Regions from separate parts of the Homo sapiens genome. Here region 2 is linked to region 1. Evidence: read pairs that join two places in POLR2A ChIA-PET (ENCODE). Cell type or tissue: MCF 10A. All regions are shown on one strand. Links, peaks and the distances in the headings refer to the core of each region. The heading gives the core; the rest is flanking DNA.

Region 1 (2,820 bases), core at 315-2,814:
GTTTGGGTGCCTGAGTTAGAAGTGTTAAAAGGGCACAGAAAACAGATCTCCTGATTGGCTTCTTTTTCTGAGCACCATTACCTAGGGCACAATTGTGAAAGAAGATATCAGGAATGATAAGAAGACAGGATCATACCTCAGGGAAAAAAGAGACCAGTCATAACTACAGATGGTGCCTCTAATGTAAAGGTGGCTACAAATGTGTGTGAAGAAGTGGATAGTATTCTCGTTTTGCAGTGCCTAGAGTTTAAAATTTAGTATAGTAGGGTCTATGGATATTCCATTAGCTTTCAAGAGTACAAACTAATACCCATGTGTACCAGCCAAAAAAAATCCTTTTTTTTTTTTTTTTGCTTTTTGCTGTGTTATTCATATTTAGAATTGCAATCTAATCCCTTCTGAAAACTCTGTTGCAGTAAACTGTTTTCCATTATTCTTATCATCTTCTAACATGCCATTTGATATGTTAGAAATATTAAATGTTAGCCTGTTCTTTATTTCCTGCACACTCTTCCTCCCCAACCAGAATGTAAGTGCCGGGGAAGCTTTGTTTGCTTTATTTACTCCTCTGGCCCTAACCCTAGATCAGTGCCAGGCACATAGTTGTCTGTTGACTTAGTAATGAGTAATCCATTTTAGTCCTGTGTTTCTATGAAGCTGATTGATAATAAGCTTATAGCTTCTGAAATTATATTATATTATTCTATATTTATTGAACACCAAAGGCAAAATCTCTATCTTTTTATTTCAAGGTACAGTGCAGACTGCTAACACTTGGAGAATTTTAATGTTATTACTTGAAGTGAGTTGAGGCTCCTAATTGGAGAATGACTGGTTGGTTATCAATTTAACTGCTTGTGAGATTGTTAGTTTTTTGAGTAGAGGTCAGGAATAACACTGCAAGAGAATATGTTTTCCAAACTCCTCCTATAAATGCACCATCCAATTAAAGAAAGCTGAGATAACATTACTTCAAGGCACTTTCAAAAAAATGATGTCAAATTTTGCACACAAGTGGAGTGCTGCTTTTATTTCACATACGTGCTCATATCTGTTTTTAATAGAATGTTGATAGAGAAATCTTGTTACTGCTGGAAAGAAATGAAGAACAAATGTTCTCTTACAACTTGCAAATTTCAACCAGTAAGTTCTGGGTTTCTTGGACTAGTGAGCATAAGTATCAGCTAGTGTGTTTTCTAAAAAAAGGTTTGTTTCTGGGCCCATATTCTGGGAGCTTCTGATTCAGTAGGTAAAAGCAGGGTGCAGCAATCAGAAATGTTTATAATTATGCCATGGGATTTGGATGCAGGTGGTCTGCAGACTTCACTTTGAGAATAATAAAAAATAAGAACCCTGATTTGTGAAAGGTCCTATAGGATCTTGGTTTCCTCTTGAGCGCAACTGTTACTAAATTATAATTCAGGTACCCAGCTGCCAGGTGAATGGCTTTATGTTTTGATTATAAGAAAAGTCAAATGGCCAAGAAACTCTTAGAACACGCTTTACAGTTCTAAAAATGTTTATCTTTTCTATTCTTTAATTGACTGAGGCTTCTGTTTAGGTTAATGCCACAAATGTTGATGCCACAAGAGTGAAGTACAGAAAGAAAGTTCATAAAAATATTTATTTGGCATCTGGCAAACTATAAAATATTTTCTCACATGTTACCTAATTTGATTCTCATGGTAGCTCTGTCGGGGAGTCAGGGCAGGTATGTGTTAATTTTGCCTATGAGCAAACAGAGGTCTGAAGAGGTTCTAACTTGCCCAATACCAGATAGTAGAAATAAACAGCAGAGAAGCCACTCCTCCTGGGACTGCTCATGCCTAGGTTATGCAGTGTTGGTTCAACTACCTTTCATGGTCCCCTAATATATCCAAATATATTCCTTAATGTCTTTCTCTCCTGACTCTTTCATCTCTAGAGACATTGCATAGGGAACATTTAACACTGTGCTCAGGAGGAAAAGGAGGAGGGTTGGATGCTATTGTGTGTTCAGGATTAAATGAGATAATATATGTGAAAGTCTTTGTAGTTATAAAATATTATACATATACAAGCATATATTATTATTGCATTGTATATTGCATATTAGATTATTGCTTATCCTTTTCAGAGCATGACTGCATCATATAGGAAACTCTTGGCCAGGCACAGTGGCTCATGCCTGTAATCCCAGCACTTTGGGAGGCCAAGGTGGGCGGATTACTTGAGGCCGGGAGTTCAAAACCGTGTCTCTACTAAAAATAGAAAAATTAGCTGGGTGTGTTGGCACACGCCTGTAATCTCAGCTATTCGGGAGGCTGAGGCACGAGAATCGCTTGAACTGGGGACATGGAGGTTGCAGTGAGCCAAGATTGCACCACTGCACTGCAGCATGGGTGACAGAGCAAGACTCTGTCTCAAAACATAATAATAACAATAAGAGAAATTCTTGAAACTTAGAGTTTCTGAGAAAAAGAGTTACCAACAATAAATTTAATAATACATTTTTAAAAATTGAGGAAGGAATACATGCAGAAATAAATAATAATTTAAAAGATAATGAGAAACTAATTAGAATAAGCTGAAACATGATTGAAGTTCGGTTGTGGGAGGAGATAAATGACTCATACTGAAAACTACCTAAAATAGCACATACAAAAGCGTTTATAAGCTTAGAATTTCTTATTTTATTTTCTCAGAATATTTCTGGTAGTTAAATTTGAGGCTTCCTGCGATGTGGGCATCTCAGAGGAACCATATAGATTGGCGCTTGTACTACAAAATATCCTAAGTTGACTGGGTTTAAATGTGGTTTTTTAAATTTACTTTTATTGT
Region 2 (2,820 bases), core at 294-2,793, 92 kb after region 1:
AGAGAAGCTTTCGAAATGCATTTGAAGGACTTGAATTAAATATCATTTGGGAAGGAAAAGAAGTTGTTTGATTTGGTTTTGCAATTGGACTGAATGGATGGAAGAAACCCTCATCATATGTGATAGGTAATGCTACCAATGTTACCTGCAATAGGACAGCTTCACTACTTCCTGATCCTGAAACACAACAGAAATCTGATCCTAGCTTTGTAAATATCTTTACCACAAGTAGGTTACCATTCATAGACACCAACACTCAGTGCCAGGCACCATCCTAGGAGCCATGGATACCATAACCAATAAGATAGACACTGTCAAAGCCTTGGTATAAGGTTTGTTCAGACAAATCCTATGCAGAAATTCACTATATTTACATAAAAGATAGAAAGTGAATAATGACAGGCTGGGCGCGGTGGTTCATGCCTGTAATTCCAGCACTTTGGGAGGCTGAGGTGGGCAGATCACCTGAGGTCAGGAGTTTGAGACCAGCCTGACCAACATGGAGAAACCCCATCTCTACTAAAAATACAAAATTAGCTTGGCGTGGTGGCACATGCCTGTAATCCTAGCTACTCAGGAGGCTGAGGCAGGAGAATCGCTTGAACCCGGGAGACAGAGTTTGCGATGAGCCGAGATTGCACCATTGCACTCCAGCATGGGCAACAAGAGTGAAACTCTGTCTCAAAAAAAAAAAAGGAAGAAAGAAAGAAAGTGAATAATGATAAAAGTCTAGCAAGTAGAGCTGCTATGGTTTCATTAGTTGCATGGAGCCTGGAGCCCTCTTGGCTTCCCCATTCCTTCTGCCCTTTAGACCTAGCACAGTAGTACGAAATCACTGTCATGAGCTTCCCGTGATATATCATCCTCAGGGTTGTGGGATCTCAGTGTCTCCTGGAAGGACTAGGCTCAAATAATCTCAGAAAAATGTTTGCCTATAATTCTCATTTAAAGCTTTTAGAGAATTATTTATGTCACTAAGCTTTGGAATACTTTAGCTTTATCATTCATCCATTCAATCATTGAGTGCCTTCTATATGTAAACACTAAGAACATAGTGGTGAAAAAGACAAGAGTCCCTGCCCTTTTGGAATGTCCATGCTGGCCGGGAATATAGACTTTAGACATGTAATAACACAATTAGTTATTTAATTGTTGTTGTGACAAGTGCTATGAAGGGAAAGTACAGGATTTTTTGTGGGGCTGTGAAAGTTTTTGTGAGGAGGTGGCATTTGTGCTTTATTGGTTGATCAGTAGACATTAATTAGTCCAGAGATTGCAAACTCAAATTCCTTTAAGAGATCAGGCAGGTAACACAAATGTGTGCATCTGGCAGGGGTAAGACAACAAGAAATATTAGAACTGAAGGCCCACTGGAGGAAGTCTACTGGCCTTAAGGCATTCAAATTCAAACTTCAGTCATCTCTTGGCTGGCCAAAGAAAAGAAGTGTGCAGCCAAAGACAGCAGAAGGGCTGGCAGTCTGCTGCGATGATTCAGGCAGGAGGACAGCAGGAGCAATGGCCCTGAGGCAGGAAGAAGCCCATCTGTTTCGATGAACTAAGAGAGCAACTGCAGGTGAAGTCTGGAGCCCTCAGGAGCAAGAGTGGTTTCCCCAGGCAGGTGAGGGGAGGACCATGTCACTCAAGGCCTCCAGGGCAGGTGAGGGCTTTGGTCTTTATCTCAAGTCCCCTCGGATGCACTGAAGGGTTTTAAGCAGAAAAGTGAATTAATTGGACTGGCATTTTTGAAAGCTCACTGAGCAGCAATGTTGGAAAAGTTGGAAGCAAATAAATCGATTGGGAAGCTGTGGTGGCTCCTCATCTCTTCTTCAGTTTTTCACCTACATTATTTACATAACTGTCTTGACGTAGTCTCAACCCTGTATTTCTCACTCCAGAAAACCAAGCTGAATATTTTCCTCTTAGTTCCTGACTCTAAGGAAGGAAGTAGAGTCCGGGGGTCTGTGGCCTGGAGTGAGAAGAAGTGCAGTGCAAACTCAGTACCCCATACACGGAACCTTCTATCTCCTGGCTACTATTAAGTGCTGTAGTGTCGCAATGATCGTGTAAATCCTAAGTATTATGGGAGCATCAAGAACAGTTTCCAACCTGCTGGAGGTGGGAAGTCAGCTAAGACTTCACCTACAAACCTAAAAACTTGTGGACTTTATCATTTTGTTTAGCATTTTAAAAAGCAATTCTTGCTTAAAATAATTCTTAATTAGCTGGGTGTGGTGGCGTGTGAGCCTGTAGTCCCAGCTACTCGGGAGGCAGAGGCAGGAGAATCACTTGAACCTGGGAGATGGAGGTTGCAGTGAGTCAAGATCAAGCCAGCTTGGGTAACAGAGTGAGACTCCATCTCAAAAAAATTAAATAAATAAAATAAAATCATTCTTATTGTTTAGGGATTATCTTGTTCAGACTTTTGTCAATTAACATAAATGTACACGATTATATTACTTGTGTGTATAAAAAACTCACATGGTTAGCTTGTCCACTCTCCTGGGAGCACCATACTTGTTTCTTCAAGAACTAAAGAAAAGGGAAGTGCTGCCCCAGAGGCTGACTGTGAGTCAGCACGTCTCCCTGATGGTTATATAAACATGAAAGTTGAAGTTAGGAAAAAATTGAGTAAGCTAGACACATTTGCTTCTCCTTTTAAAAATGGAAATGACAAGCTCTTGCCACTTTCATATGCAGCCGGACATGGTGTATTTGTGTTTCTGAGGTTATTGTACAAGACGAATTGGGTGAGTGATTTGAAGTTAAAATTAGCTCATTTTTGTCAACTTATTTATTTACTGGTATATTTAGGCTCGAAAT

The links. ChIA-PET counts read pairs that join two places held together with the same protein. Peaks named below come from ENCODE experiments on the same cell type or tissue, not always from the same donor. Only the 100,000 strongest peaks of a DNase experiment are listed, where the experiment ranks them.
Region 2: POLR2A ChIA-PET joins it to region 1 with 13 read pairs; 3 of 35 experiments call an interaction of 5 or more read pairs at or near these places.

The regions. Positions count from the first base shown.
Region 1 is chr6:134,465,075-134,467,894 of GRCh38, reverse strand. All of the region lies in intron 2 of CT69 (cancer/testis associated transcript 69), which reads left to right. The region is part of intron 2 of LINC01010 (long intergenic non-protein coding RNA 1010); the gene reads right to left. Among named protein-coding and RNA genes, the nearest start is that of CT69, 12 kb to the left of the region's middle. In MCF 10A, for the core only: no CTCF peak of the experiment used is centred there; a DNase peak (open chromatin) is centred at 1,764.
Region 2 is chr6:134,373,373-134,376,192 of GRCh38, reverse strand. No RefSeq gene overlaps it. Among named protein-coding and RNA genes, the nearest start is that of SGK1, 57 kb to the right of the region's middle. In MCF 10A, for the core only: no CTCF peak of the experiment used is centred there; DNase peaks (open chromatin) are centred at 1,462 and 2,572.